Linked DNA regions of Homo sapiens: region 2 is linked to region 1. Evidence: chromatin loops called from intact Hi-C (ENCODE). Cell type or tissue: IMR-90. All regions are shown on one strand. Links, peaks and the distances in the headings refer to the core of each region. The heading gives the core; the rest is flanking DNA.

Evidence for each region. Hi-C counts contacts between places; a loop is a spot of excess contacts. Peaks named below come from ENCODE experiments on the same cell type or tissue, not always from the same donor. Only the 100,000 strongest peaks of a DNase experiment are listed, where the experiment ranks them.
Region 2: a loop joins it to region 1, with 9 times the contacts of the local background. A loop is called at or near these places in 73 of 110 quality-filtered maps.

The regions. Positions count from the first base shown.
Region 1 is chr17:20,218,058-20,234,853 of GRCh38, forward strand. It overlaps SPECC1 (sperm antigen with calponin homology and coiled-coil domains 1), which reads left to right. Exons shown (of 15, transcript NM_001243439.2): 5 at 9,356-9,563; 6 at 13,701-13,774; 7 at 14,143-14,348. Among named protein-coding and RNA genes, the nearest start is that of FAM106B, 190 kb to the right of the region's middle. RefSeq lists an enhancer at 13,768-14,268. In IMR-90, for the core only: CTCF peaks have their summits at 5,988 (motif pointing right), 7,861 and 8,882 (motif pointing right); DNase peaks (open chromatin) are centred at 8,984 and 10,124; H3K27ac peaks cover 897 bases.
Region 2 is chr17:20,314,839-20,329,465 of GRCh38, forward strand. SPECC1 (sperm antigen with calponin homology and coiled-coil domains 1) reads left to right here. Exons shown (of 15, transcript NM_001243439.2): 15 at 1-4,188. It also overlaps the pseudogene CCDC144CP and the pseudogene RNU6-467P. Among named protein-coding and RNA genes, the nearest start is that of FAM106B, 95 kb to the right of the region's middle. RefSeq lists an enhancer at 400-900. In IMR-90, for the core only: a CTCF peak has its summit at 6,115 (motif pointing left); no DNase peak of the experiment used is centred there; H3K4me3 peaks cover 174 bases.

The sequences.
Region 1 (16,796 bases), core at 4,744-12,743:
TAAAGTCAGCTTCTGTTTAATAAAGTAGCTATTGCTAAGTATATATTGGTCTTTCATGTATTGTGATTTTTCTTGGTCAAACTGACCTGTATTATATTACTACCTAGTGTTGTATATATAATACATAGGGCAATTGTGAGAGAAAGAATGACTTTCATTGACTTTTACTGTTACATGTTCCAGGCACTATGATAAACTCTCCAAGTCATTATTTCACTTAACTGCCCACCCCCCAACCCTGCATTGTTAGATTATGAAACAGAGGCAGAGGGATTAAGGAATACAAGGCTTGATTCACTAGAATTGGGGTTTAAACCCTGGCGGTCTGGCTCCAGAATATATGTCCTTAGTCATCTTGATGCATTTAAGCAGCTTTCAAGCTTCAGAGCACAACCTGCAATGATCTATTTTGTATTACAATCCAGAGTCTCACGCCTTTATAATTAAAACACAAGCTTCACAGAGCAGTGCTGACCCCTGAGCACAGGCAGGGCTCTCTGGCTGTTTCCCAGGCTGTTTCTCTCTCTCTTCTCCTGTCCTTTCCCTCCGTCCCTTCCTCCCCCCTCCCTTATTCTTTTTTTCTAATTTTTAATTGTTATGGGTACATAGTAGGTATATATATTTATGGGGTACCTGAGATATTTTGACACAGGTATGCAATGCTGTAGTCACCCTGTTGTGCTGTCAAATAATAGGTTTTATTAACTATATTGTATCCATTAACCATCCCTGTTTCCACCCCTGCCCCACCACCCTTCCCAGCCTCTGGTAATCATTCTACTCTCTATCTTCATGAGTTCAATTGTTTTAATTTTTAACTCCCACAAATGAGTGAGAATATATGAATTTATCTTTCTATGTCTGGCTTATTTCACTTAACATAATGATTTCCAGTTCCATCCATGTTGTTGCAAATAGCAGGATCTCATTCTTTTTTATGGCTGAATACTCTGTTGTGTATATGGACTATATTTTCTTTATCCATTTGTCTGTTGATGGATACTTAGGTTGATTCCAAGTCTTGGCTATTGTAAATAGTGCTGCAATAAACTTGGTGAGTGCAGATATCTCTTTGATAGACTAATTTCCTTTCTTTTGGGTGTATACCCAGCAGTGTGATTGCTGGATCATATGGTAGTTCTATTTTTAGTTTTTTTGAGGGACTTCTGTACTGTTTTCCATAGTGGCTGTACTAATTTACTTTCCCGCCAACAGTGTACAAGGGTCTGCTTTTCTCTGCATCTTCCCCAGCATTTGTCATTCATGACTTTTGAATAAAAGTCATGACTTTTGGATAAAAGCCATTTTAATTGGGGTGAGATGGTATCTCATTGTAGTTTTGACTTGCATTTGCATTTCTCTGATGATCAGTGACATTCAGTATGTTTTCATGTTTCTGTTTGCCATTTGTATGTCTTTAAAGAATGTCTAGTAAGATCTTTTGCCCACTGTTTAATCAGACTACTAGATTTTTTTCCCCCATTGAATTGTTTAAGCTCCTTATATATTCTGGTTATTAATTCCTTATCGGATGGGTAGTTTGCAAGTATTTTCTCCCATTCTGTGGGCTGTCTCTTCACTTTGTTGATTGTTTCCTTTGCTGTGCAGAAGCTTTTTAACTTGATGTGATCTCATAGGTTCATTTTTGTTTTGGTATTCTGTGCTTTTGGGCTATTACTCAAGAAATCATTGCCCAGATCAATGTCCTGGAGAGTTTCCCCAATGTTGTTGGTTTTTTAGTAGTTTTCATAGTTTGAGGTCTTAGATGTAAGTCTTTAATCCTTTTGATATGATTTTTGTATATGGGGGGGGTGTCTAGTTTCATTCTTCTGCTCATGGATATCCAGTTTTCCTAGCACCATTTACTGAAGAGACTGTCTTTTCCTCAATATATGTTCTTGGCACCTTTGTCGAAAATGAGTTCATGTAGATGTATGGATTTATTCCTGGATTCTCTATTCTATTTCATTATTCTATGTGTCTGTTTTTATGCCAGTACCATGCTGTTTGGGTTACTATGGCTCTGTAGTATAATTTGAAGTCAGATAATGTGATTCTTCCAGTTTTGTTCTTTTTGCTCAGGATGGCTTTGGCTATTCTGGGTCTTTTGTGGTTCCATATGACTTTTAGGATTTAAAAAAAATTATAAAGAATGTCATTGGTATTTTGATAGGGATTGCTTTGACTGTTTAGATTGCTTTGGGTAGTGTGGACATTTTAACATATTGACTTATCCAGTCTCTACACATAGAGTGTCTTTATTTTTGTGTGTGTGTTTTCTTCCATTTCTGGTGTCAATATTTTATAGTTTTCATTGTAGAGATCTTTCACTTCTTTGATTAAGTTTATTCCTACTTTATTCTACTCACAGCTACTATAAATGGGATTACTTTCTTGATTCCTTTTTCAGATTGTTCACTGTTGGCATATAAAAATGCTACTGATTTTTGCATGTTGATTTTGTATCCTGCAACTTCACTGAATTTATCAGTTCTTAATAGTTTTTTTTTTTTTTTTTTTTGTGGAGGCTAGTTTTTTCCAGATATCAAGTCATATCATCTGCAAACCAGGATAATTTGACTTCTTCCTTTCCAATTTGGATGCCCTTTATTTCTTTCCCTTGTCTGATTGCTTTAGCTGGGACTTCCAGTACTGTGTGTGAATAACAGTGGTGACAGTGGGCATCCTTATCCTGTTCCAGATCTTAGAGGAAAAGCTTTCAGTTTTTCTCCATTCATATGATACTAGGTGTGGGTCTGTTGTATATGGCTTTTATTATGTTGAGATATGTTCCTTCTGTACCCAGTTTATTGACAGTTTTTATCATGAAGGGATGTTGCATTTTCTCAAATGTTTTTTCAGCATCAGTTGAAATGACCATATGGTTTTTACCTTTCATTTGGTTGATACCACATTGCATATGTCAAACCACCTTTGCATCCCTAGGATAAATCCCACTTGGTCATGATGAATAATCTTTTAAATATTTTGTTGAATTTGGTTTGCTAGGATTTTGTTGAGGATTTTTGCATCAATGTTCACCAGGGATATTGGCCTATAGTTTTCTTTTTTTCATGTATCTTTCTTTGTCTGGTTTTGTTATCAGGATAATACTGCTTTCAGAATTGGTTTGGAAACATTCCCTTCTCTTCTATTTCTTGGAATAGTTTGAATAGGATTGGTATTTTTCTTTAAATGTTTGGTAAATTTCAGCAGTGAAACCATTGGGTCCTGGGCATTTCTTTGCTGGGGGACTTTTTATTCTGGCTTTTATCTCGTTACTTGTTACCGGTCTGTTCAGGTTTTGGATTTCTTCATGATTCAATCTTGTTAGGTTGTATGTGTCTAGGAATTTATCCATTTCTTCTAGGTTTTCCAATTTATTGGCATATAGTTGCTCATAGTAGTCTCTAATGATCCTTTGAATTTCGGTAGTATTGGTTGCAATATCTCCTTTTTTATCTTTGATTTTATTTAATTGGGTCTTCTCTTTTTCATAGTCTGGCCAAAGTTTTGTCAATTTTGTTTATCTTTTCAAAAACCAACTTTTTGTTTGTTGATCTTTTGTATTTTTTTCATTAAAATTTCATTTATTTCTGCTTTGATCTTTATTGTTTCTTCTCATTTTGGGTTTCATTTGCTCTTGCTTTTCTGGTTATTTAAGATGCATTGTTTGTTTATTTGAAGTTTTTCTCTGTTTTTGATGTAGGCGCTGATTGCTGTAAGATTTCCTCTTAGTACTGCTTTTGCTGTATCTCATAAGCTTTGGTATGTTGTGTTTCCATTTTCATTTGTTTTAAGACATTTTAATTTTTTCTTCTTAATTCCTTCATTGACCCACTGGTCATTCAGGAGTGTATTACTTAATTTCCATGTATTCGTATAATTTCCAAAGTTCCTCTTTGTGATTTCTAGTTTTATTCCATGGTGGTCAGAGAAGATACCTGATATGATTTCAGTTTTTTTTTTTTTTTTTAAGTTTTAGGAGTTACAGGGCCAGGCGTGGTGGTTCAAGCCTGTAATCCCAGCGCTTTGGGAGGCCGAGGCGGGCACATCACCTGAGGTCAGGAGTTTGAGACCAGCCTGGCCAACATGGAGAAACCCTGTCTCTACTAAAAATACAAAATTAGCTGGGTGTGGTGGCATGCACCTGTAGTCCCAGCTACTTGGGAGACTGAGACAGGAAAATTGCTTGAACCCAGGAGGCGGAGGTTGCAAGTGAAGCGAGATCGCACCACCACACTCCAGCCTGGGAGACAGAGCGAGATTGTGTCTCGAAAAAAAAAAGTTTCAGGAATTATTTTGTGGCCTAACATGTGGTCTCTCCTTGAGAAGAATCATGTGCTGAGGAAAAGAGTGTGTATTCTGCAGCCATTAGATGAAATGTTCTGTAAAGGTCTGTTAGTTCCATTTGTTTTGTTTTATAGTGCAGATTAAGTCTGATATTTCTTTGTTGATTTTCTGTCTTATTAACTTTTTGTTGTTGTCTGTTGTTTCTATTTACAGCTTATTATACCATGTCTTGAAAAGTTGTAGTTATTTCTCTTGATAGATTCATCTTTTAGTCTTTCTGTTTAAGATACGAGTAGTTGACACATCACAATTAGTGTTAAAATATTCTGTATTTGTCTGTGTACTTGCTGTTACCAATGAGTTTTGTATGTTCAGATGATTTCTTTTTGTTTGTTAATGTCCTTTTCTTTCAGATCAAAGAACTCCCATTTGCATTTCTTGTCTGCTGTTGATGAAATTTCTTAGGTTTTGTTTGTCTGGGAAAGTCTCTATTTCTCTGTCATGTTTGACATTTTTTCCTTCAGTACTTTAAATATGGCATGCCTCTCTCTCCCTGGCCTGTAAGGTTTCCACTGAGAAGTCTGCTCCTTTGTTTCTTTTTTCTTGCTGCTTCTAGGATCTTTTCATTATCTTTGCCTTTTGGGAATTTGTTTATTAAAATGTCTTACTTGGGCAAAGTCTGCTTGGTGTTCTATAACCTATTGTACTTGAGTATTAATATTTTTCTCTAGATTTGGGAAGTTCTCTGTTGTTATCCCTTTGAATAAACTTTCTACCCCAATCTCTCTCTCTACCTCCTCTTTAAAGCCAATAACTTACTAGATTTGCGCTTTTTTTAGACTGTTTTGTAGATCTTGTATGTGTGCTTTATTTTTTTTAAATTTTGTCTCCTCTGTATATTTTCAATTAGCCTGTCTTCAAGCTCACTAATTTTTCTTCTGTTTGGTCAGTTCTGCTGTTGAGACTCTGATGCATTCTTCAGTATGTCATAAACTTTTAGCTCCATAATTTCTGCTTTATTTTTAAAAAATTATTTCAATCTCGGCCGGGTGCGGTGGCTCATGCCTGTAATCCCAGCACTTTGGGAGGCCGGAGTGGGCAGATCACGAGGTCAGGAGTTTGAGACCAGCCTGACCAACATGGTGAAACCCGTCTCTACTAAAAATACAAAAATTAGCCGGGCGTGGTAGCGCCTGCCTGTAATCCCAGCTACTCAGGAGGCTGAGGCAGGAGAATCGCTTGAACCTGGGAGGCAGAGGTTGCAGTGAGCCGAGAAAGTACCACTGCACTCCAGCCTGGGCGACAGAGCAAGACTTTGTCTCAAAAAAAAAAAAAAATTATTTCAATCTCTTTATTAAATATATCGAAAGGATTCTAAATTCTTTCGCTGTGTTATCTTGAATTTCATTGAGCTTCCTCAAAACAGCTATTTTGAATTTTCTGTCTGAAAGATCACATCTCTGTCACTCTGGGATTGGTCACTGGTGTCTTATTTACTTCATTTGATGAGGTCATGTTTTACTGGATGGTCTTGATGCTTGTGGATGTTCATAGATGTCTGGGCATGGAAGAGTCCGGTATTTATTCAGTCTTCACAGTCTGGGCTTGTTTGTACTTGTCTTTCTTGAGAAGACTTTCCAGATATTCAAAGGGAATTGAGTGTTAGGATCTAAGCCTTTGGTCACTGCAGCTGTGTCCGCATTAGGGGGCACCACAAGCCCAGTAATGCTGTGATTCTTGCAGACTCATTGAGGTATCACCTTGGTGATCCTAGATAAGATCTAGGAGAATTTCCCGGTTTATGAGGCAGAGTCTCTTGTTCCTTTTCCTTACTTTCCCCTAAACACACAGAGTCTCTCTCTTCATGCTGAGCTGCCTGGAGTTGGAGCAGGGGTGATGCACTTCTGTGGCTACCACTACTGGGACTGTGCTGGGTCAGACCTGAAGCCAGCCCAGCACTGGGTCTCAGTCAAAACTTGTGGTGACTATTGCCTGGCTACTGCTGATGTTTATTCAAGGCCCAAGGGCCGTTTAATTAGCAGATGGGGAATCTAGCCAGGCTTGTATCTTTCCCTTCAGGGTGATGGGTTCCCTTCTAGCCCAGAGTGGGTCTAGAAATGCTACTTGGGAGCTGGGGCCTGGAGTCAGCAGCTTTAGCAGTCTGCTTGGTTCTTTATTTTATTGTGGCTGAGCTGGTATCCAAGTTGGAAGACAAAGCCCTTTACCCTTCCCTCTCCTTTTCTCAAGCCAAAGGGATCTCTGCCAGTGGCCACCGCCACCCCAAGCCTGTGGCAGCACCACTGATGTTTATTCAGGGCCCAAGTTCTCTTTAGTCAGCAGGTCTGGATCTCTCCCTTCAGGTCCACGGTGGGTCTAGAAATGCTGTCCAGGAACTAAGGCCTAGATGGGGGACTTTAGGAGCCTGCTTGGTGCTTTATTTTACTGTGGCTGAGCTGTGCCCAAGTTGCAAGATGAAGTCCCCTTTACTCTTCCCTCTGCTTTCCTCAAGCAGAAGGGATCTCTCCCTGTGGCCACCACAGCTGGGAATGCACTGGGTCACACCTGAAGCCGGTACAGTGTGTGGCCCATGATGAGTACTGTGTGGGTACCACTGATGTTTAATCAAAGCCCAAGGACTCTTTGGTCAGCAGGTGATGAATGCTGCCAGGACTGGGTCCTTCCTTTCATGACAGTGGGTTTCCTTCTGGTCCAGGCTATGTCTAGAAATGTTATCTGGGAGCTAGGACCCGGAATGGGGGCTTCAGGAATCTGCTTAGTGCTTTATTTTACTGTGGCTGAGCTGGTATCCAAGTTGCAAGACAAAGTCCTCTTTACTCTTCCCTCTCCGCCCAGAGCTGTGAGCTGTGCTGCCTGGGGTTGGGGGAAGAGTGGTGCAAGCACTCCCTTGGCTGCTCCAGGTGGTGTCTCACTGGGTCATGTGCACTCCAAGTCCACTGTCTGAGCCCAGCACAGCACCAGGACTTGCCCAGAAATTGCAGCCCTTGTGGCCTAGCCTCTTTCAGATTTACTTAGGACTCCAAAGTGCTTTAGCCCACAGAGGTAGGGCTTGCCAGAACTCAGATTCTCACTGGAATGGAAGATTCCCCTCTGGCTAGGGCTGGTCTAAATGCTCCTTTTATGGGTGCTGGCTGAATTCTGTCCTGTGTTGCTTTCTGCTGTGATGGGACAGCACCAAATTCCAATGCAATCTCACAATCATTGTGCTTTCCCTCCCCCGGGGTGCACAGATGCTGTCTCTCTACCATGTGGTTGCTGCCAAGGGATGAGGGAGAGGGGATGTTGGAGAGTCAAGACGGTCTTTCCTCCCCTCTCCGGTGCATCTTTCCTTGATATGATGTGTTAAAACCAGGCACTGTGATCGTTCATCTGATTTTTGGTTCTTATGAAGATGCTTTCTTACGTGGATAGCAGTTCCATTTGGTGTTCCTGCAGGGAAGCCATTGCTGGAGGATCCTTTTTGGCCATGTTGTTCTGTCTCCAGGTCTCTCCTCCTTTCCTTATCCTTTGTCACAATTTCCCAGTGAATGATCCTGCAGTGCTGCCTCCCAGTGTTCATTCAATCATTCATCAAATATTCATTAAATGCCTCCTGTGTGTGATGCTGTGTAGATACTAGGGGTGCAATGGTGAATTAAACAGACAAGGTCCCTATTCCCATAGAGCTTATAGCCAGAAGGTTTTGCACATGAAATGTAATTGGAAAAAAATTTCATTTCATACAAAGAAACCCCACCCCCAGCGCCAGATTACCTGGTAAATATACAGCTATTTAGTAATGTTAATTAAAGGACTGTAGAAAAGGGACAATGATGTTTATTGCAGCATTTTTGTAATAATAAAATAATATAGTCAAACAGTGGAATACTATGCACCAATTAAAGTAATGACTTAGCATGATGTGTATCAGTGTGGATACATTTCAAAAACACAGTTAAAATGCAGGAGCATAGTAAGCATAGTATTGTAGAGGACAAAGCATATTACCATGTTATAAATGCAGAATAATACAGATACAGTATAATCCACTGCAAAAGCACAATATAGTGTAGCATTGTGTAAAAGGACAATACTATGTATTGTCATGGACACATGCATATATAGTAAAAGTGAAAAACCATTCAAGGATTGACCACATACCAATTTTAGGATAATGCTTATTACTCTCTGAGGTAGGAGGGAAGATTGAGGTTTTAAAAAATTCTTATTAAAGTAAAAAGATTTTGCAAATGTGACAACATTTAACCATTGTTAAGTCTGTTTGGTGCATGATTATTATTTTTGGTGCTTTTCTGTGTATTTAAAATGTTTAACAATTAAAAAATTGAACAGATGAAGCGATTGTGCCGTGCCACTTTTCTGCTTCTGTGTATGTACGTTTTTGTGTGCCTTCCGCCGACATTCTCTATCACATTTTTGCTGTGATAGAGCATGAATGTGATAGAGAATCTTTAGAGTTTCCTCTAAAGAAGCATTGCAGCCCCAAGTATCTTATCTCTAAGGGAACCTGGGGGTGTGCAGATTAGCCTGGCTTCAGGGTTGTTGTTCACAGCTCAGCAGCAGAGGGCGCTGCTCCATAGCAGATGTGCGGTGGGGGTGGCCACACCAGGCAGCTCTCTTGGTGCAGGGCCAGTGCCTCCCAGGGAAGCACTGCTCTCCCAGGGAAGCACTGCTCTCCCCAGCTGTGGGAAAGAGGAATATTTAAGTACGTGCAGATTCCCTCCTGCTTGTAGGAGGGGGCACAGAATCCAGCCATTTGGAAGCATACATCGTGTTTCTCTGACTATTCACAGCCTTGGCTGTTTCTGAGGCTAAGAATGCAAGAAACAGCACATGCCAAGGGCGTCTTTGCTACTATGTCCGTGAGCCTGCTGCTGACTTGTGGGGAGCTTTTCGTAATGTTTTATTTTAGATTGAAGAGGTTCATGTTCAGGTTTGTTACATGGGTATATTGCATCATGGTGGGGCTTGGCCTTCTAGTGTACAGATCACTGTGGGAATTTTTTTGTTGTTAACTGACCAAGGAACCTTCCTTTTATTTTAGGTGGAAAAGGATTATTCATACCTGAAGGAGATATGTGATCACCAAGCCGAACAGCTGAGCAGAACCAGCCTAAAGCTGCAAGAAAAAGCATCAGAGAGTGATGCAGAGATCAAAGACATGAAAGAAACCATATTTGAATTGGAAGATCAGGTGGAACAGCACCGGGCTGTCAAGTTACACAATAATCAACTCATCAGTGAGCTAGAAAGTAAGTGGGGTCTGCCAGGCATGGTGGCTCACACCTATAATCCCAGCACTTTGGGAGGCTGAGGCAGGAGGATCACCTGAGGTCAGAAGTTCGAGACCCAGCCTGACCAACATGGTGAAACCCTGTCTCTACTAAAAATACAAAATTAGCCGGGCGTGGTGGTGGGCGCCTGTAATCCCAGCTACTCAGGAGGCTGAGGCAGGAGAATCACTTGAACGCAGGAGGCGGAGGTTGCAGTGAGCCGAGATTGCGCCACTGCAAAAGAAAGCAAATGAGGTCAAGCCCAGGAGAAATGTGGAATGGAGCTGAGTAGGACACTAAAGAAACCAGCAGCAGTGGGTGACGAGGGGGGGTGGGTTTGACTGTATGTTGGCTGGGGTTTATGAAGTCTCTCATTTGAGTGCGCTGTAATCTCCTAGGAAGAATGTCACCTAAGAAACAATCATTAATCTCCAGTTTAAAAACTAGAGATTAAGAGATCAATGATCATAGCAGTTGAAAACTGGGATGACAGAAGAACAGGCTGTTGAACATGAGTCAGCAGTGTGTAGGTGATTGCGAAAAATAGAAATGCTTTTCATTTTGTTTTTTTTAAGAAGTCTTGCTCTATCACCCTGGCTGGAGTGCAGTGGTGCAGTTGTAGCTCACTGCAGCCTCAAACTCCTGGGCTCAGGTGATCCTCCTGGCCTCTCAAAGCACTGGGATTACAGGTGTGAGCCACCGTATTGAGCTGCAAATGTTTTTTGGCTGTGCTGGATGTGTTTTGTGTGAGCCATGCTACTGCTGCTGTCTCCAGGCAGCCTGATCAGCTTGAAGGCCACATGTTAGGATACTTTAGCTGTGACTGTGAGAGTTCACAGGGACCCTTCCTAAGGATATTTTGCAGGGTAGGAGAAGGTTATTCAGAAGAAATTGCTTGCCAGTCATCAAGTACTGACACTGTGTTATCTCTTGTATCTGACAGAGATGGATGATAGGTATCAGAGTGGATGAACAATGTGTGCTCTTGGTCTAAGGGAGAAAACAATTCCCGCATGTGTCCCATTGGTGGTAGGATATCAAGTAACTTCTAGATGTTTGCCACTTAGTTGCTGAAGAGACATCAGCATATGGCTTATTTATGAACTCATAGTTTGCTTTGAATTGGGAAAGAAATTTTTAAAAGAGATTAAACATTACCTTCTTTGTCCAAATAAGCCTTACCAAATTATCACATCTAATGTGTTTTCTTTTGTAACAAAAGATTTAATGCACAAAGCATTTAGTCACACCAGCCATTACTAAGAATAGCTTGGTCAGTTGCCTGAGAAGTTCCTTACCCCATGCAGTCGATCCTCCTTATTCACAGATTTCACATTGGTGAATTCATCTGCTTGATAAAACGTATTTTAACCCCAAAACCAATACACAGAGCACTTCCACAGTCATTTTCAGACATGCACAGAGAAGTGAAAAGGTTGTGTCATCCAGTGCTTATGTTCCCAACTCGGGTCAGACAGAGACACTTGGCCTTCTCATACTGTACATGTGTCTTTTTTACAGTCTGCTTAATACCATGCTTTTAACATTTTTGTGCTTTTGTTTTTGGTGACTTTGCTATTTAAAATGGCCCTGAGTGCAGTGCTGTCCACTGTCCCCAAGCACAGTGAGGTTGAGACGCACCTACAGAGAAAACACGTGTATTAGGGAAGCTTCATGCAGACGCAAGCTCTTGTCCCGTTGTGCGTGAGTTCGGTGTTATTGAATCAACAAAGCGCATCAGGCTAAGTGCAGTGACCTCATCCCTGTAATCTCAGCACTTTGGGAGACTGAGGCAGGAGGATCGATTGAGCCCAGGAGTTCGAGACCAGCCTGGGCAACATAGTGAGACCCTGTCTTGACAAAAAAATAAAATAAAATAAAAACTAGCCACGTGTGGTGGCGCATGCCTTTAGTCCCAGCTTCTCTGGAGGCTGAGGTGGGAGGATCCCTTGAGCCTGAAAGGCTGAGACTGCAGTGAACCAAGATTGTGCCACTGCACTCCAGCCTGGGCAATAGAGCAAGACTGCATCTCTAAAAAAATAAAAAAACCAAACCAAACAAAAAAGCCCAATACGGTGCATCAGAGAAAGGGAGAAGTTTGACAATATGTATATAAGGCTGCCCTGAGACATGCTAAAGCGATGTGCTAAAGCAGCCAAATTCATGGATTTGTGAGATGACAGCCAGTTTTAAAAAGCTGTGGGCAATATTGTTGTGTGGCTGAAAACCAAAGCAATATTTGTTCACATCACCCAGGGTCAGGAAAATGTTAACCCCTTCTTGGCTAGTGCTGGTTGGCTCCCAAGTTTCAAAAGGCCATAAAGTGTGAGAAAGGTTAACCTTGCAGGCAGGGGAGGTTCTGCAGATCAGGAGGCTGAAGAAGAATTTAAAAATACTTGCTAAGTGTTATTCAGGAAGAGGAAAAAAGGAAAGAGTGGGTTTCCATGGTTGATGAGCCTGGCTTGTTTATAGAGACATTGGCAGATACGTCTATATAATGCAAATGGCATTTTAGTTGATGAGAATGTTGTGACCAGAGGCTTGCAGGAACCTAACCTGTATTTTTCCTAGAGACAATAGTTCGGTGTTTGCTGATTTGGTGTGCATGGCAACTCTCTGCAACTACCATGATTATTAGAATTGACTATGTATTTCAGACATTGACTAGTTGGTTAGAGTGACAGTTGACAGCACCTGCCCCATTTCTCCTTGAACATGACATGTAGTAGAACTGCAGAACCTCAGCGTTCAGTGTCAGTGCCATCCAGGCTGTTCTCAGGATACAACTGAAAACCTGGACGCCATCATCATCAGTGTATCCTTCCAAACCCAGCACCATGATTGAGAAGAAAAGTCAAGACAAGTTCTGTTTTGTTTTTGTTTTTGTGATATTTTGCTGTTGAAAATAGGGTTGTATTGTCCCTAAATCCTTAAAAGTCAGCACAGACACACTAAGAAAACCAGTGTATAATTAATGTCCACAGCAAAATTTAGACACATGCCTGTGGTTATATCATCATATATCCAAGACTGACAACAATGCAAGCCATCTTTTGAAAAACTTTTAAACTTTTTAAAAGGATATTGAGGTATTGTTAAGATATGTTTTTGCACAGAGACCTAGGGACACATAAATCCAGCCTAGACCAATCACTTCTTCCTATAAGATCCTGATGGGAAAGGAATGGACTGGAAAATAAAAGGAAGTTAGGGAGTGTTTTCTACTGTGCAGCATTGATTCCAGACACAAACTCTCAGTCCCACTAGAACTAGAACTGCTGGGGTAGGACCTGCCCACAGCATCTTTTTAGCCTACTCTGGTGATTCTGATTTGCATCCTTCATAGAAAGCTAATGCTCTAGGTTAGAGCATGAGGACCTATTGAGGAATTTCAGCTCAGTGACTGACACCATCAGATTTAAATTTGAATGACTCTGATAGCCAGATGGAGAGAATTGGAGGCAAGGAGAACAAGGGGCTGCAGGTGTCCTTAAGTAGGGAGAGGCAGGCAACCACCTGGGAAGATGTTAAATGCACACATCCCCGGGTTCTGTCTGCCCTTGGAGATTCTGCCTCCAGGTGTCTGGAGTGTGGGACTAGAACATCGGTGCTTTTGAAAAGCTTCACCAGTGATTTAGAGGCTTAACTGTGATTGAGACCCATGACTCTAGAAAGTGCTTTACAAATCACAGGAGGAATAAGCATTCATGTGCTCTGTTATGTGAAAGCCTCTATCTCACAGCAATAAAGGACACTTAGGACGATTGTGTGTGAGTGCGAGGGAGGCCGGACTCGGTATGCAAGTGTGCATGGCCATGGAGGCCTCTTCCCGTAGTGCTGCTATTTGGTTGTGCATTCTGTCTGCTGAGACTGTAACCTCAATACACATCACATATTTTCCAGATCATCCTGTTCTTTATCTCAGAGGAGGCTCTTGTGTCCATTCCCTGGTTTACAGGGTAAATTGAAATTGCTAAAAGTTGCATTTAGAGTAGAATGGATGGATTTGGATGCCTGTTGTGGCATCTGGAGCTGCCCCTTTCTTTGCTACCTAGCGTGTCTTCTCTTAAGAGTCTCACAGCTTTTCTAAGCCCTGTCTGAATTATTTATTTCTAGGTAGTGTGATCAAGCTGGAGGAACAGAAGTCAGACCTGGAGAGGCAGCTGAAGACTCTGACCAAGCAGATGAAGGTGAGATGCGGGTGGGAGCCTTCACCACCATCTTCCTATGAATTACCCGCTCCGAGGTGTGGATCACTCTCTCTATCCTGCTTTCTCTTGGAACGTTTCCACGGCATGGTGGGCCCTGGAACTGTAAATTCTTGTTGGCAGGAAGTAAAATCAAAGGAGTCATTTGGTGTCAGGATGGAGAATTCTCATAACCTGAAGGTGTAATTCCACCAGTGCCTTTTCCTAGCAGTGAGCCACCGTGTAAGCAGGGCCTCACCAAGCACTGATGGCATTTTTTTCTTGGTGACCAACACGGGGACTCTGGGGTCCCTGCCCAGGCACTGGCCCTGGCAGGCGTCTGACATAAGGATGGGCTCTGACATTTTCAGGAGGAGACCGAGGAATGGAGGCGGTTCCAGGCGGATCTGCAGACCGCAGTGGTGGTGGCCAATGACATCAAGTGTGAGGCCCAGCAGGAGCTGCGCACCGTGAAGAGGAAACTGCTGGAGGAGGAGGAGAAGAATGCCCGGTTGCAGAAGGAGCTGGGGGATGTGCAGGGCCACGGCAGGGTGGTCACCAGCAGAGCCGCCCCTCCGTGAGTCTGGTGGGCACCAGGGCCGTGCTTGCTTCTCAATCACTATGTATGGGGCTCCCTGGTGGGGATGGGACTCTTCATGTCTGTGCCAGGTTCTGCTATTTCCTTTCTGAGATCACCCTGAATTACTAGCACCACCTTACCACTAGGAACATTCTGTACAGTACCCAGTCCCTGCCATGCTGCAGCATAAGAGGCTGCTAAGCTCCTCACTTACATATGAAGGGCCAGTTCTAGCCAAGTATCCTGCTAGGCTTAAAGAATAGAAGTCCTGTCTAGAATGCTCCCTGAATCTTAGTATTTATTAATGCAGGGGAGTGCACACTAATAAATACGAATCCACCACCTTGTACAGGTCACTCCCATGCAGTGGGAGAAGCTGGAATCACTCCCAAGGGGAGGAGCCGCCGGAGAAGGACACATTCCTCTGGGCCCAAGGATGTGCCTGCTTATTGAGAACACCCATGAGCTACGTCAAAAGGCCTTGACATAACCTATTTTATTAAAAAAGGATGAGAGTAGAAAACATGCATTTGGCTGATGTGTGACATTCCCTTCTGCTCTTGATGGGGAGAAGCACACAGTGTATCAGCCCAGGGAGCTCTACTAACAGTGACATTTAAGAGGAAGGTATTCCCAAAGTGAATGCAATGTTAATTATTATCTGAAATTTAGATGGTTTACAGACAAATTTATAAACAGCATTTTTTGCTTTAGCTAATATTATATTTACCCAATGAGGAATCAGTGTCCTTAACTTTGAGATTCTTGGATATTAGGAAATGATTTTGAATTTTTAGGTGTCTCTCAAATATCAAACATAGTCTTTTTAGATCAAATTTCCTGGGTTTTGAATGTTGATCAGGTGGCCCTAGTGTTTACATGTTTCCAAGATCAGTGGCTAGCTCCTGAGCCTTTTGATCTGATGTTTGGTTATCATGAATTTCATGACATTGGAAAGAGGAGATTTTTCAGAATTCAGCTGTGATTCTCCTGTCAATTCTGCTCCAAGTAATTCCTTATTTCTTTGTTTATAACTTTTACATAAAATGGCCTTTGGGGAAGGATGAAGATCAGATATAGCTAGCTCCACAATTCACTGTTGAAAAATCAATATCGAGATCATTATTTTATTTAGTTATTTATTTTTAGAGATGGGGGTCTCACTATGTTGCCCAGGCTGGACTCGAACTACTGAGCCCAGGAGATTCTTCTGCCTCAGCCTTCTGACTAACTAGGACTACACATGCGCCAGACAAGGTCATTACTTTATAGACAGAGCTCTCCCTCTGGACACCAAAGGATGTGAATTTTAAGTGGAGGTAGAGGGAGAATAGGAAAACTAGGTTTCACAGTGTTCCCTACTGAAACAGTAGTGAGGCCGTTCTGGGTGGCCTCTGTGTCTGCTTTTGTTTCGTTTGCCTCTGTCTTGCTTCCCTATTGTCTGTCATTGGAAGAAAATCCGAGTCAGAACTTGTGTTGCTTCACATGTACGTTATTTTAATGATAAATGGTAAAAGACAAGTCCTGAGTTTCTATGGTGGCCCTGAATAGGTTCTTGTATGAGATGCTGTGTTTCTTACGTATACTCTGAGACACAGGCCAGGTTCTTCTATGAGATGCCATGTTTCTTATGTATATTCTGAGACACAGGCCAGACCATGCAGCGTGAACCCTGATATTCTAGGAAATCTCCGCATACGTCCTGCCAGTTTAGGACTCCCTATGCTGCATCCTGCATCTTCAATCTTAACGTCACGTTTTTTTTTAAGCACAGAATGTTTCTTTTTTGATTTTCCAGTGATTTGCAAACCTACCTCCCAATCTAACAGTTTAATCCCTTCTCAAAAAACATTTCAAAATTTTAGAATGGACACCAATGAGAACATGTCATGGTACTGAAATCAGGCATCAGAACGTTTCTGTCTGTCAGTGCATTTGGCAGGAAGTCAGACAAGTGCCGGAGATGCTGGTTTCTTGTCTGATTTTGCACTTCTCTGGCAAGCTGCCCCTTGTAAAGAGTTGACTATATGGCAGTTAGTTGCTGGTGGTTCAGCCACTTCCAGCACCTACCCCATGAGCAAGACTTGAAACCAACTCACACCCTCAAAGCTCCGGAAGCCACCTAGTGTTTCCATCTTGACTGAATGAGTTCTTGATTGAAACTCAGTTTGACTTTGACAGTCATCTAGTGAGAACTCAAAAGTCATTCTTGGTTCAGCCACAGCCAAAGAACTTGCAGAGCATTCTCTGACGAGGTCCTCAAGGACAACTGAGAGAAGGTAAGATCACCCAAAAAGCACCTGGATCCAGACATGAGATTACCTGGTTCTTAAGCTCTGTTTGCGTCCGTGGGCACTCACAGGGTTGGTTGCAGCCAGGCTGATAAGCACGAGATGAAGCACCTGGGCAGAAATGCAAACCAGCATTCATTGCTGGAACTCAGTA
Region 2 (14,627 bases), core at 2,511-10,510, 95 kb after region 1:
TCTCACCATCCCTTATTTGATTTATTGTAGCAAAAGGAAAGCCTGTGAGAATGCAAGGGAGCCCCTGGCTGCTTTGCTGGAGTCCCTGGGAGGTGCCCCACACCTCTGCCACCAAAGTCTGTGTGCTCCTGAGCAGCTCGCGGCTTTCACAGTAGGGAAACCGCAGTCCTCGTCACCTGCGCCTTTGTCCTCCCATTCGTTTACCCTCCCGTTCACATCCACACAGGCTTGTACCCCACAGAACTTGACAGGAGGTCACATGTGTGAATGGCCTGTGTCTGCTTTACAGGGTTGAGCAGGCTGAGGGTGTGTGCCTCTGGGGATGCTGGGCTGACAGCAAATCCCAACAGTATTTCGGCTCTGGACTGATTTGGCCTTTAGTGCTTCCCCAGGCCTCTTTCATCGGCATGGGAAAAGCCCTTAGGGGTGGGCGGTGAGGGCACATTTATAACTAACAAAGAAGAATGCAGTTGCCCCAGCATCCTACTGGTCACCTTAAGTGGCAGCAGAGCCCTCCCCAGCGGTGCCCCAGTCCCTCAGAAGTGCTCAGTCCGGCCCGAGTGCCCATCTGGTGGCTCTGCCGTGTTCTTCTGGGCGGATCTGTGTGCACTACACAGCGAGTGAGGGCGTGGCTCACACAGTTGTTTGAGGGAAATGGGTAATGCCCATCCCTTGCTGTTTTAAGTGCCAAATAGCGTGTTAGCGCCCCTCCAACAAAGGATCATCCTTCCAGTGAGTCACCGAGAATGACAGTGACTGCCATTACTATTCAAAGTACATCTCTGATTGCTGATCTGAGCCACTGGTTCAGAGCCAGGTTCTAGAGGCTGCAGGTCCAGCCCCTTACCATTCCTGGAGAGGTAGGAGCTCAGTCCCTTCCTCCAAGCCAGACCTTTGCAGAGGTGGCAACTGGGCTGCACGGGTCAGCAGATCCCTGATTCTCAAGCCACCTTGAGACAAGAACTCCGCCCCCCTGTTAGTGCATCCCAGCTGCAGCTCTGCATCAGAACCTACAGTGGACCCTTTTGAAAACACTCTTGGCTGCCCTAGTTGGTTAACTTCAGAATGTCTGGAATGGGACCAGAGATGCAGTTCACATGTTTTGTAAGTTCTTTAGGCGACTGAAGCACAGCTGCTTGGAGAACCACTGAGGGGTGGACACCTTCCCCTGGCAGCCACAAGGCAGGCAGCCTGCGGGAGCTCCTGAGCAGCTGTTGGGCGATGGTCATTACATCACCCATGCCTTTGTATTTAAATGAAACTCGACACATAGAACCAATTCAACCTGAAAGTTACTACTTCTGCTGATTCAGGCACTTGTTTGAAGCATTTTTTTTTTATTAACCCTGTACTTCTTCTTTGCCCACCATTAAAGTGGGGGAAAGTAATATCCCAAGTAGTTGAGTTGAGCTGTTGGTTGTTAGATTTAAGCTGGAATTAGTCCAGGGTTTTATGTGGGGAGGCAGTTGCTGTCTTGGGATACCCGGAGTGGGAGTGGGTGTTTTCTGTGATTGGTTCTGTTTTTTATTTTTACTTATTTATTTTGAGATGGAGTTTCATCCTTATTGCCCAGGCTGGAGGGCAATAGCACCGTCTCAGCTCACTGCAACCTCCGCCGCCCGTGTTTAAGCGATTCTCCTGCCTCAGCCTCCCATGTGGCTGGGATTACAGGTGCCCATCACCACACCCAGCTAATGTTTTTGTATTTTTAGTAAAGAGGGGGTTTCACCATGTTGGCCCGGCTGGTCTCGAACTCCTGATGGCAAGGTGATCTGCCTGCCTCAGCCTCCCAAAGTGCTGGGATTACAGGCATGAGCCACTGAGCCCGGCTGTTTTTTTGTGTTTTTTTTGTTGTTGTTTGTTTGTTTTTTTTTTTGAGACAGAGTCTTGCTCTGTCGCCCAGGCTGGAGTGCCAGTGGCGCGATTTCAGCTCACTCAGGAGTGAGCCACCACACCTGGCCTGTGATTGGCTCTATTTTGAGTGATTACGTGTAAATCATCTAGAACCAGCTCTGAGCAATGGCGTTGCGGTGTCCCTCCCTCCCCGCTGGGGCCATACCAGCCCCTCTCCACTGGGAGCCCAAGTTGCCAATGACTGTGGCCAAACTCCCCCATTTTTGTCTGTATCCTGCTCTCTTTAGGTTAAAAAGAAGGAAAGAAACATGAAAGGCCATGTACAATTTATTTTTACAACTCCAGGAGTTTCCCCGACTACCATTTTTTTTTTTTTTATTTGCCAGTGGTGTGCATGTAGAAGAGGAATGCCATGTCCTGTCCATAGAAATACACATGGTGGTCAGGCATGGTGGCTCATGCCTATAATCCCAGCACTTTGGGAGGCTGAGGTGGGAGGATTGCTTGAGCCCAGGAGTTTGAGACCAGCCTGGGCAACATGGCAAGACCTCTGACTCTATAAAAAAATTTTTTTTTTTTTTTTTTTTTGAGAGAGCGTCTCACTTCTCTGTCACCCAGGCTAGAGTAGTGTGATCTTGGCTTATTACAACTTCCGCCTCCCAGGTTCAAGAGATTCTCCTGCCTTAGCCTCCTAAGTAGCTGGGATTATAGGCACATGCCACCATGCCTGGCATATTTTTGTATTTTTAGTAGAAACAGTTTCACCATGTTGGCCAGGCTGGTCTTGAACTCCTGACCTCAAGTGATAAGCCTGCCTCAACCTCCCAAAGTGCTGGGACTACAGGGGTAAGCCACCGCGCCTGGCCCAAAATTTTGTTTTTTAATTAGCTGGGTACAATGATAGGCACCTGTAATCTCAGCTGCTTGGGAGGCTGAGGTGGGAGCATCACTTGAGCCCAGGAGTTTGAGGCTGCAGTAAGCTGTGTTTGTGCCACTGCACTCTGGCCTGGGCCAAAGAGCAAGACCCTGTCACACACACACACAAAAAAAAGAAATACAGGTGGTGTTTTGGGGAAGGGAAGGTTCTGCTGGGGTCCTGGAACTGTGACTGATGGCCTCAGGAGTCCAGGAATAGGCCTTCTAGCACAGCAGCTAGTAGGGCTCCCCCAAGCCATCCGCTGGCGTGTGGAGGTGCAGGACCTGGGGGAGGCAGTCCCCAACCCAGCTAGGCCAAGGGGTAGGGTTTTTAGGTCTGTTTTTAACAGAGCTCAGAGCACCAGGTGAAGGTGGAAAGTTGGCAGGAAAACAAGGTCAGCATCTTATTTTTTCTATACTCAGCAGAGTGTGCCATTCCCAGTTTCTGTCCTGAGGATTTCAAAGACCACAACAGCCACATTTCTTTCCATCTTCCCTCAGCCAGTAGTCATTTAAAATTCTTCAGTTGTTCTGAAGATCCTTTTTTTAATGTATCATTTTTACATGAAAGACAGCTGCAAAATGCAAGCCCCAGTAGAGTTGGAGAGTTTTTCAAGGTGAGAAGTCGCTGTTCTCTGCATTGAACATGGATTGAATTTTCCTTGTCTGATGGTAACCCATGGCCCCCGCCCTGCGGGGATAACATTCTCAGGAGCTTCTCTTGTCCTAGCCCCTTCTCATTTCAAAAATATTAGTCTTTTATTTTCCTTTTTCATTCAGTTTTTGTTTTACAGCTTTTGTAGAGACCAACCCAAGTAGATGCAGGTGGGTGTTAGATAAAAACACACATCCCCAGGGGACAAGCCATCCAGCGGTGAGGAATCTCTGCCATGTTCTCTTCCCTGCTGCCCACAAACGTTACGGAGACTCCCTTAGCCTCCCCCTCCTCTTCCCCACTGAGGGGCAGCTTGTGGAGATGGAGGACTCGGGCCCATAGATGCAGACCCCCTACCAAATCTAGCAATAGTTCTCACCCTTCCAAAGCTCGAGTGCCATTTTGAGATGACCTACCAATGACATGCAGTAAAGGACATAACCTCACAGCCTTTTTAGAAGCATTTCGAATATCTACAGTTGCCTCAATTCACGGGGCATTTCACTCCTCTGATCCAGGTTAGAATTTTGCTAAATCTGTAGCATCCTGAATAGCACACTAATTTTTTTTTTTAGCACACTAACTTTAACTACATTAGTTGAGTGTAGTTGATACATCTGTGGCCTCGTGTCTATAAAGAGCACACTAGATTGTACCCAGCACTTTTGGATATGACATGCTAATTAGATGTATTTAACTATTCATAGGAAAGTGTATGATAAATGACTGTAATATTTCTAATAAATATATTTTGTTTCTAATTATTTTTTTCTCACTGACATTTATCAATATTTTTTCAAAGTGCCACCCTTAAACTGAGTCTGTTTTCAGACCAGCATCTTCATGCATATATCCTTGTCGGGTCACAGTCTCCACTGCAGCTGCTCTTGCGGGTGGTGCTGGAATTTTCCACAGAGGACTGGGCTCCTGCTGGTTCCTCCGCTGCCCGTGTGCAGCTTTCTTGCTCAGGCCACAGGCTTACGTGAAGATCACCCTTCAAGGCCTACCCAGGACACTGCTGAGCTGTGCAGATGTGCACACGATATGTGCAATGTGTGACTAAATGCCAACTGAGACCCCAGAAACCACTCGCAGGGGGAATTATGCCAAGATTGAGGAGGCAGGGTGAAGATACTTTTTTTCTTTTTCTGGTTTTTTTTTTTTTTTGAGATGGAGTCTAGCCCTGTCGCCAGGCTGGAGTACAGTGGCACGATCTTGACTCACTGCAACCTCCGCCTCCCGGGTTCAAGCGATTCTTTTGTCTCAGCCTCCCGAGTAGCTGGGACTACAGGCACGTGCCACCACGCCCAACTAATTTTTGTATTTTTAGTAGAGAACAAGGGGTCACCATGTTAGCCAGGATGGTCTTGATCTCTTGACCTCATGATCTACCCGCCTCTGCCTCCCAAAGTGCTGGGATTACAGGTGGGAGCCACTGCGCCCGGCCACAGATATTTTGTAAATGATTGCTTCCTTACCCCTTCCTAGTTCATGTTTTCTTAAACATAGTTACATTTCTTCTTTGCTATACTAAAAATCCCTAATTTTAGTTGGTCAGAGAGAGGGATTTGAGACTGAGCTCCCATCTCCTCGGCTGCAGCATCTGATTAAAGCCTTCTTCCTTTGCAATACTCATCTCAGTGGTTGGCTTTCTGTGGGTGAGCAGCGCAGGATCTAGGCTGAAGCCCTGAGGCTTCAGTGACAAAATCTGTTTTTCATAATGCGATCTGTCTTAATTGTCCTCAAGAATTAGTATTTGAGTGCTCTCTAGATTCTTCTTTGTCACCCTTCCTTCCTTCCTTCCTTCCTTTCTTCCTTCTTTTCTTCTCTTTCCTTCGTTCTCTCCTGCCTTCTTTCTTTTTTTGAGACGGAGTCTTGCTCTGTCGCCCAGGCTGGAGTTTGGTGGCACGATATCAGCTCACTGCAACATCCACCTCCCGGGTTCAAGCGATTCTCCTGTCTCAGCCTCTGGAGTAGCTGGGACTACAGGCGCGCACCACCACGCCCAACTAATTTTTGTATTTTTAGTAGAGACAGGGTTTCACCATGTTGGCCAGGCTGGCCTCAAACTCCTGACCTCAAGTGATCTGCCCGCCTCAACCTCCCAAAGTGCTGGGATTACAGGTGTGAGCCACCGCGCCCGGCCGTCACTTTTCTTCAATCTCACTGGTGCTCGCGGGCTGAAGGGTCAGGACGGACTAGAGGCGAGCAATCCCGGTGGCACCAGGCATTCCCCGACCTGCCCGGGTCGCCAGCTGCACGGACCCTGGGCAGATGCGCGCAGCGGCTGCGGCACAGGGCGGGGAGCGGCTGCTCGGCCCCATCCTAAGGCAGCAGAATGCCCAGAGCTGGTCCCTGGCTCCAGGCGCAGGCCGAGTAGCAGCTGGGCGGGCAGCGGCGTCGGGCAGGCCCTTCCAGCCGGGCTGACAGGCCGCTCTGACCCAGCCATCAGACTCCGCTTGCGTCCTGGCAGCGCGGACCCTAGGGCAACTTCGCTGCAGTGGCCAAGCCGGGGGCGGAACTGGCCCATACCCCTGAACCGAGCAAGCCTAGGAGCAGGTGCGCCGGCGGCGCTGTGAAGCGGCACTCATGACAGGCAGGCTGGGCGCCGCCACCCCGAAACCTCCGAGGGAGGACCAGCCAGCCCAGGTTGGCGCTGGAGCTGCAGCGCCACCTGCAGGCCAAGAAGTCTTTTTCTGGGAGGCTGGAGCTGCAGCGCCACCTGCAGGCCAAGGAGTCTTTTTCTGGGAGGCTGGAGCTGCAGCGCGACGTGCAGGCCAAGGAGTCTTTTTCTGGGAGGCTGGAGCTGCAGTTGCAGTGAAGTCACAGGTTCCGTGACGTCACAGGTGGGCAGGCGCACTAGTCTGTAACGGATTGGCTTGGCCTTACCCGCGAGGCTTTGCAGTGGCTGCTTGGCTTGGCAGTGGTCGCTTGGCTTGGCGTGGCAGTGATCGCTTGGCTTGGCATTTCTGGCTTAGCGGTCCTCCTTTCGCAGATTGGAAACCGCGGGCTATCCTGCTGGGAGGTTGTGGCCGAGGCAGTAGCTCGCTACTGATGGTCTCCTGGGGTGGAGAAAAGCGGGGAGGGGCTGAGGGGTCTCCGAAGCCGGCAGTCTACGCCACGAGGAAAACCGGTAGCGTCAGGAGCCAGGAGGACCAGTGGTACTTGGGCTACCCGGGGGACCAGTGGTCCTCGGGCTTCTCCTACAGCTGGTGGAAAAACAGCGTCGGCAGCGAGAGCAAGCACGGTGAGGGCGCCTTAGACCAGCCCCAGCACGATGTCCGCCTGGAAGATCTTGGCGAGCTCCACAGAGCTGCCCGGTCGGGCGACGTCCCTGGGGTGGAGCACGTCTTGGTTCCTGGAGACACTGGCGTGGACAAGAGGGATAGGAAGAAGAGGTAATGGCCAGGCGAAGGATGCGGGCGCGCCGTCCTGTCGGGGACACTGGCTTTCTGGTGCCCGCAGGCCCCACGGCACCCGGGATGGGGAAACGTCAGAGGGGTCAGGGGCCCAGGCCTCTTAGTGAGACGGGATCAAATATAAAGGATTATTACTATTGCAAAAGTGTTGGTCTACTTTACAGGAGTTTTCTTTAAAAATATTGCACTTCCCAACTGTGTTTATCCATTTTCTCAATTTATTCATCAAACATAAGGGCCGGGCGCGGTGGCTCACGCCTGTAATACCAGCACTTTGGGAGGCCGAGGCGGGCGGATCACGAGGTCAGGAGATCGAGACCACGGTGAAACCCCGTCTCTACTAAAAATACAAAAAATTAGCCGGGCGCAGTGGCGGGCGCCTGTAGTCCCAGCTACTCGGGAGGCTGAGGCAGGAGAATGGCGTGAACCCAGAAGGCGGAGCTTGCAGTGAGCGGAGATCGCGCCACAGCACTCCCGCCTGGGCGACAGAACGAGACTCCGTCTCAAAAAAAAAAAAAAAAAAACATAAACTGAATACCTATTATACAGCAGACATATTCTACTGTCGCTCAGGTTCCTTCCATCCTTAAGAACTTCATGTTGGCCGGGCTCGGTGGCTCATGCCTGTAATCCCAGCACTTTGGGAGGCCGAGGAGGGCAGATCACGAGGTCAGAAGTTCGAGACCAGCCTGACCGACATGGTGAAACCCCGCATGTTATGCTTTTGTCTCAGCCTAGACTTAGCTAAAACCTTCATGACAAATTATCCTTTAGGCCCTCGGGGTTCAGTTCAAATAATGTTGCAGAAAGAGATGAGTTTCCTTTTCTCATTGCTACCAGATCTGTATGCTGAGGACCCTTTTCTTAGATCGTGGAATGTCCCATATTATCCTTTCCCAGATTTGTGGCAGGAAGCCATCACCAGAATTCTGAGTCTCAAGCATGTTAGTTGGATTTAACAGAGCTAAGTCTCATCCATGACTCATGAATATCCATGTATAAAATGAGAGCTTTGGCAGGGTGCAGTGGCTCATGCCTGTAATCCCAGCAATTTGGGAGGCTAAGGTGGGCGGATCACGAGGTCAGGTGATTGAGAGCATCCTGGCTAACACGGTGAAACCCCGTCACTACTAAAAAATACAAAAAAAAATAGCCGGGCGTGGTGGTGGGTGCCTGTAGTCCCAGCTACTCAGGAGGCTAAGGCAGGAGAATGGCATGAACCCGGGAGGCGGAGCTTGCAGTGAGCCGAGATCGCGCCACTGCACTCCAGCCTGGGTGACAGAGCGAGACTCAGTCTAAAACAAACAAACAAACAAAACTTGCTTCAGCAGCAAACATATACTAAAATTGGAACAAAATGGAGAGAAATTAGCATGGCCCCTGCCTGCATAAGGATGATGCACAGATTTTTGAAGTGGTCCATATTTTGCGCAGTCACTAGAAGTTCATTTGACTATTTGCTGACTAGTTCCAAAGACAGTGTGAGTCAAAGCAAACTGGGTATCACCTAATATTAAAATTGTGATTTTTCACTACAAAAATATGCAGTAAGGTGATCAATGGAGCTGAGTAACACGTGGGATGTTGTGTGCAAATATATTGTCAGTATGTATCTCAGAAATGAGAGAATGTCAACTTGCATGTCTTTCATGGAACTGAAAAAAAAAAGTAGAATTTTGTTTTCCATGTCAGTTGGAGATGAACATGGGGATTGAGCATCCTTCTAACAAAGATCTGCCGATTCAGAGTTTGAGTCTGTATGGAACAGTAGTCCAAGCTAGGTCTTGACATCTATTAGCTTTCTCCCCTTGGCGTGATTGATGAGCTCAGTAATAGTGGACAGTGTTGCTATCTAGTTTGATGAAATAATATATTTATAAGTAAATTTAGTTACAAACTATGAACTAGCTGTGATGCCCCAAATTATAAGCCACAAAGAATAGAACTAATAAAACTAGAACTTAATAACAGTTTTGGAAAACTGCAACATTTGAATATTAGAACCTCTGGAAAAAATACACATTGGGTTTTATTTGTGATTCCAAAACCATTTCCGCAATAAAGCTCAAGAACAAATTATTTCATTGCTTCACTGTTTCTCTGAGCATTTACAAAACGTTTTCTTGTTAAATCTTTAACAACCTAGTGAAATAAGGCAGTAAAATCCGTGCTTTTTAGAAGAATACATTGAGCCTAAGAGAAGCAACTTGTCAGAGAATAAATAGCTGCTGGTAATAGAGCTAGGATGCTTTCCATTATGCCAAGCTAATGTGAGTTAATTTACTGAACTATACTCCCTTCAATTCATGAGTACTTCATCTTTTTTTCTTCTTCAGAAGCTTAAAGAGAAGTTGGTAGAACTCACAAATTGAAGTATATGGGATAATTAAAGTTCTGATATTAACTCTGATATTGTTTGAAATACTCTAAAAATTTAATATATTTGGTATTTTTCATTTGTTTTAAAATAGTAATTTCATTTATTACATTTTTATCCATAGCATTCAGCAACTAGTTCCTGAATATAAGGAAAAACAGACACCTGAAAGTCTTCCTCAAAATAACAATCCAGGTAAGACTTCTGATAGTGAATTATTTTTGGTGGTCCTACCATAGGTAAAAAAGAAGTAAGAGTCAGGAAGTTTTGATCATGAAAGAGCAGTTTTAAAAAATCTTTATTTCTTTGTTGATAGGTTAGATTTCTTGGTAGGTTAGATGTCACAATTATTTAAAAAGTTAATTATAGGTCATTTATTTTTTCAAACAATCTGGTCTGAAAAAAAATTAATTATAGTCCCTAAAATCCTATGTGATATTTTTGTATAAATAAGAAAAAGATTTTTTTTTTTTTTTGAGACAGAGTCTCGCTGTTGCCCAGGCTGGAGTGCAGTGGCACGATCTCGGCTCACTGCAGGCTCCACCCCCTGGGGTTCATGCCATTCTCTTGCCTCAGCCTGCAGAGTAGCTGGGACTACAGGCGCCCGCCACCCCGCCTGGCTAATTTTTTGTATTTTTAGTAGAGACGGGGTTTCACCATGTTAGCCAGGATGGTCTCGATCTCCTGACCTCGTGATCCATCTGCCTCGACCTCCCAAAGTGCTGGGATTACAGGCGTGAGCCACCGCGCCCGGCCAAGAAAAAGATATTTTTGAGTTAGTAAGTTGTATGTTTTCTTTATAGTCACATTATAATGAATTAGACTTATTATGAAATTGGAACTTCTATTTAATTTTTAAAATAAATGACTTATGTTTAGTAAATGAATATCAATCACAATTGACCCTTAACAATGTGGAATTTAGGGATGCTTGATTCCCTCTGCAGTCAAACATCTGTGTATAACTTTTGACTCCCCCAAGAACGTAACTACTAATAGCTAACTGTTGACCAGCAGCCTTATTGATAACATAAATAGTCAATTAAGATATGTTTGGTATGGTATATGTATTAATATGCTGTATTCTTACAATAAAGGAAGCTAGGAAAATAAACTGTTAAGAAAATCATAAGGCAGAAAAAATACGCTTACTGTTCATTAAATGCAAGTGGATCATTATATAACTCTTCATCATAGTCTTCAAGTTGAGCAGGCTAAGGAGAAGGAGGAAGAGGAAGATTGGTCTTCGCTGTCTCAGGTGGTAGAAGTGGGAGAAAATCTGCTCATAAGTAGACCCCTGCAGTTCAAATCCGTGTTGTTCAAAGGCTAACTATATTACATAGTGATTTGTGTCACTAAAAGAAATTAGTTTCAAAACTGGAAACTCAGCAATACCTTTCTGGCACCATAAACAAATAGCAATAAGAACTGTGAAATGGCCAGGTGTGCTGCCCACACCTGTAGTCCCAGCAAGTTGGGAGGCCTAGGTGGGAGGATCGCTTGTGTCCAGAAGTTCCAGACCAGCCTGGGTGACATAGTGAGACCACATCTCTACAAAAGCAAATACAAAATTAGCTGGGTGTTTTGGTGCACACCTGTAATCCCAGCTACTTGGGAGACTGAGATGGGAGGATCGCTTGAGCCTGGGAGTCAAGGCTGTAGTGAGCTGTGATCATGATCACAACCTGGATGACAGAGTGAGACCCTGTCTCAGAAAAAAACAAAAACAAAAACACAAACAAAACCCTGCCAAACATACCCAATGTGCACTAATACTAATGGGAAATTATTTTTCAAAGATACCTTCTGAGTGCAGAAGTCAGAAAAGCAATTCCTTGTTGAGAAGAACAGGTCATGTTACATACTTATAAACCAACAAGGTGTCGCTATTATTGACTTTCCCCCAATTTGAAATCGAATGAGGTATATTTACTTCATTAGAACAAGATGTGTTTTTCTACCTGCTGGTTAATTGCTATGTTAACAGTAATTTTGTTAGAACAAGATATGCAGTTACCATTAGCCAAAAGATTATCATAATAAATATTCAAATAGCCCAACTCTAGGCTCAACAAATTATAATGAAAGTATAAAAATGTTTCACAATAACAAAAAATGCTTCTGTGCTTCCAAGATGTTATGCCTAATGCATTGGACAATCTGAACTGTAAGAGGACACCTTTAATTTAGTACATATTAATCAAAGAACTTCTCTAAGTTAGGTTTTGCACGTTATGGGAGACAAACATGAAATAGACATAGTTTTGGTCTTTGAGGTGCTCATAATAGAATAGAGCTTTCTCTATTTAATTTCTGTGTTTTTTTCAACAGAATTTTCAAGGAAATCATTTATTCATTTGTCCACTTCACAAATAATTATCAAATGTCTTTTAGTACTAAGCATTTTTTTTCTAATGTTACAGAATACAGACATTTAAAAATACTGTTGGGGCCAGCACAGTGGTGCATGCCTGTAATCTCACCACTTTGGGAGGCTGAGATGGGAGGATCACTTGAGCCCAGAAGTTCGAGACCAGCCCGGGCAACATGACAAGACCTCATCTCTACTAAATTTTTAAAAAAACAATAAAACATTAGCTGGGCATGGTGCCAGGTGCCTGTACTTCCAGCTACTTGGGAGGCTGAGGTGGGAGGATTGCTTGAGCCTGGGTGTTTGAGGCTACAGTGAGCTATGATCATGCCACTGCACTCGTGTCTGGGTAACAGAGTGAGACCCTGTCTCAAAAAAGAAAAAAAACAAACCAACAAAACCCAGGAGCTTGTTATTATCATTGTCACTTTAATTATTTGATGAATTATTTATTCAGTGCCTACTACTGTGTTAGATGCCCTCTGGAACCGTATAGTGATCATTTATTATGTTAAATATGTGCCAGACACTTTATGTGGTGAGGAATGAAAGCTGTAAAAAAGTGAGTAAGATTTAAGGTAGGCATGAAGAGTGAGTAGAACTTTTCTAGGTAAAGAGGCAGAAGGATGATGTGGGCAGAAGATTGTGTGTTTCACAGAAGGAGCAGCGAGTGCAAAAGTAAGATGCTTGAGTGAACTTTGCAGGGTTTATGAGCAGTTCAGTTTTGCCAGTGCAAAACATATGAGATGTGAATGGTTGGGAATGAAGTGAATACCTAAGGCAAGCTCATGACAGACTTTTTTTTGAGACAGAGTCTCACTCTGTCACCCAGGCTGGAGTGCAGTGGCGTTCTCTTGGCTCACTGCAACCTCCGCCTCCTGAGTTCAAGTGATTCTCGTGCCTCAGCCTCCCAGGTAGCTGGGATTACAGGCGCCAGCCACCATGCCCAGCTGATTTTTGTATTTTCAGTAGAGACAGGGTTTCGGCATGTTTGACAGGCTGGTCTCAAACTCCTGACCTCAAGTGATCCACCCACCTTGGCCTCTCAAGTGCTGGGATTACAGACGTGAGCCACCACTCCCTGCCCAGACTTTTTAATACTATAGAAATGAGTAGATCTCGGGCCGGGCATGGTGGCTTATGCCTATAATCCCAGCATTTTGGGAGGCCAAGGAGGGCAGATCACAAGGTCAGGAGATTGAGACCATCCTGGCCAACATGGTGAAACCTGTCTCTACTAAAAATACACATGAAAAATTAGCTGGACATGGTGGAGCGTGCCTATGGTCCCAGCTACTCAGGAGGCTGAGGCAGGAGAATCACTTGAACCTTGGAGGCAGAGGCTGCAGTGAGCCAAGATCGCACCACTGCACTGCAGCCTGAGTGACAGAGCAAGACTCTGTCTCAAAAAAAAAAAAGAAAGAAAAGAAAAAGAAAAAAAGAAATGAGTAGAACTTTTCCTGTAGGCCATGGGAAATTTACCAGGTGGAATGCATTGGGCTGTAAATACTAGGTGACCTAACTAACAATGGCTAAAACAGTAGGGACCAGAGTTATTTTGATGGTTCAGTGATAACACGATGTTTTGTTCATGTCTGTTTTCATGGCTGACTAATTAGCAACAGCTCCAAACATCATGGTCTCACCGACAATATCTGAAGGCTGAAAGGGTGGCTTTTCTTTACATGTTTCTTTTAGTTAGGGAGAAGACTCAGAAGGGTGCAGTTGACTTCCTGTAACATTTTATTGGCTGGGTCCTACCACATGCTCATTCCTAAACCAGGCACTGGGGAAGCAAATGTAATTACTATGATGAGCTTAGAATAATCATTTCTTCTTTTGGAGTGGGGAGGGCTATTGGCATGATAAATATCCAAATAGATTCGTGTTTCTCCAGCAAGACAGAACAGGGAATCGCTATTGGGTAGGGAGACAGCAATGTTTACTGTAGGAACACATTGGAGTGGGGAGTCACATGATTAGATTTGAGTATTAGGGCAATCTGGTTATGGTATAAAGCAGGGATTGGCAAGCATTTTCTGTACAGGGCTTTTTCATGTGGTCTGTCATTCCTACTCAACCCTACCATTGAAGTATGAAAACAGTCATAAAAAGGCAAGCAAATACACATGACTGAGCTCCGGTAAAACTTTATTTACAAAACTATAAGGCAGACTGGATTTGCTCCATGGCCTGTAGTTTGCTGACCCCTCATATGGAGAGCAGCTGGAAGATAACCACATAAAGAGACAGGGAAACAAAAGAAACATTTGCATTTATCAGAGCTATAGTTTCCTTGTGCTGTCCTCAGACTAGTGTCAGTCTGTTGTGAGGTTTTCACCCATCCATGGTGAAATCACTAAGGTTAAGGAGCTCAGTTATTCATTTAAAAATGTTGGTCTTTTTCTTGGCATGATGCCTTTTTCATTTATTTTACTTAAACTTTTTTTAATTTAAGAAATAACATTAATAGTTGTTTTTTCCCTATAAAAGCCACTACTTAAGAGCCCATGTTTAACTAGGAAATATAAACATAAAATAAACGTGTCACAGTGGAAATATAAAGCAGATGCAGAAAAGAGGTACAGTTAATATGATTTAGTGATTGTTGAATGTAAAAAGATAGGGGATAGGGAGAAATCTCAGATGATTCTCAGGTTTCTGGCTTGTGCCCTAGCATTTAACCTGGACACGAGGGAGTAGGCAGTTTTCAGGTGTATAGAGGAGAGCAGCAGGTCAGCAGTCACGACTAACAGTTTTCTCTGCATTGCTGAGTTTACTGAAATGTCCATGTGGGATATTTTCAGTAGGTAATTGGATAAATTTTTATGGCTGGAGATGGAGCTCTGAGGTTGGAGTTGCAGACTTGGAATAACTGAGGCAAAGTTGTAGATCTGAGTGAGCTTGTCCATGATGGGAAAGGTATAGAATGAGCAGAGGGCCAGTGACAGAACCCTGGGAATATCAGCATTTCCCAGAGGAATTAGGAAAGAAGCCTGAGCCGTGGCTAAAGAAAAAGAGGAGAGGAATCATAAA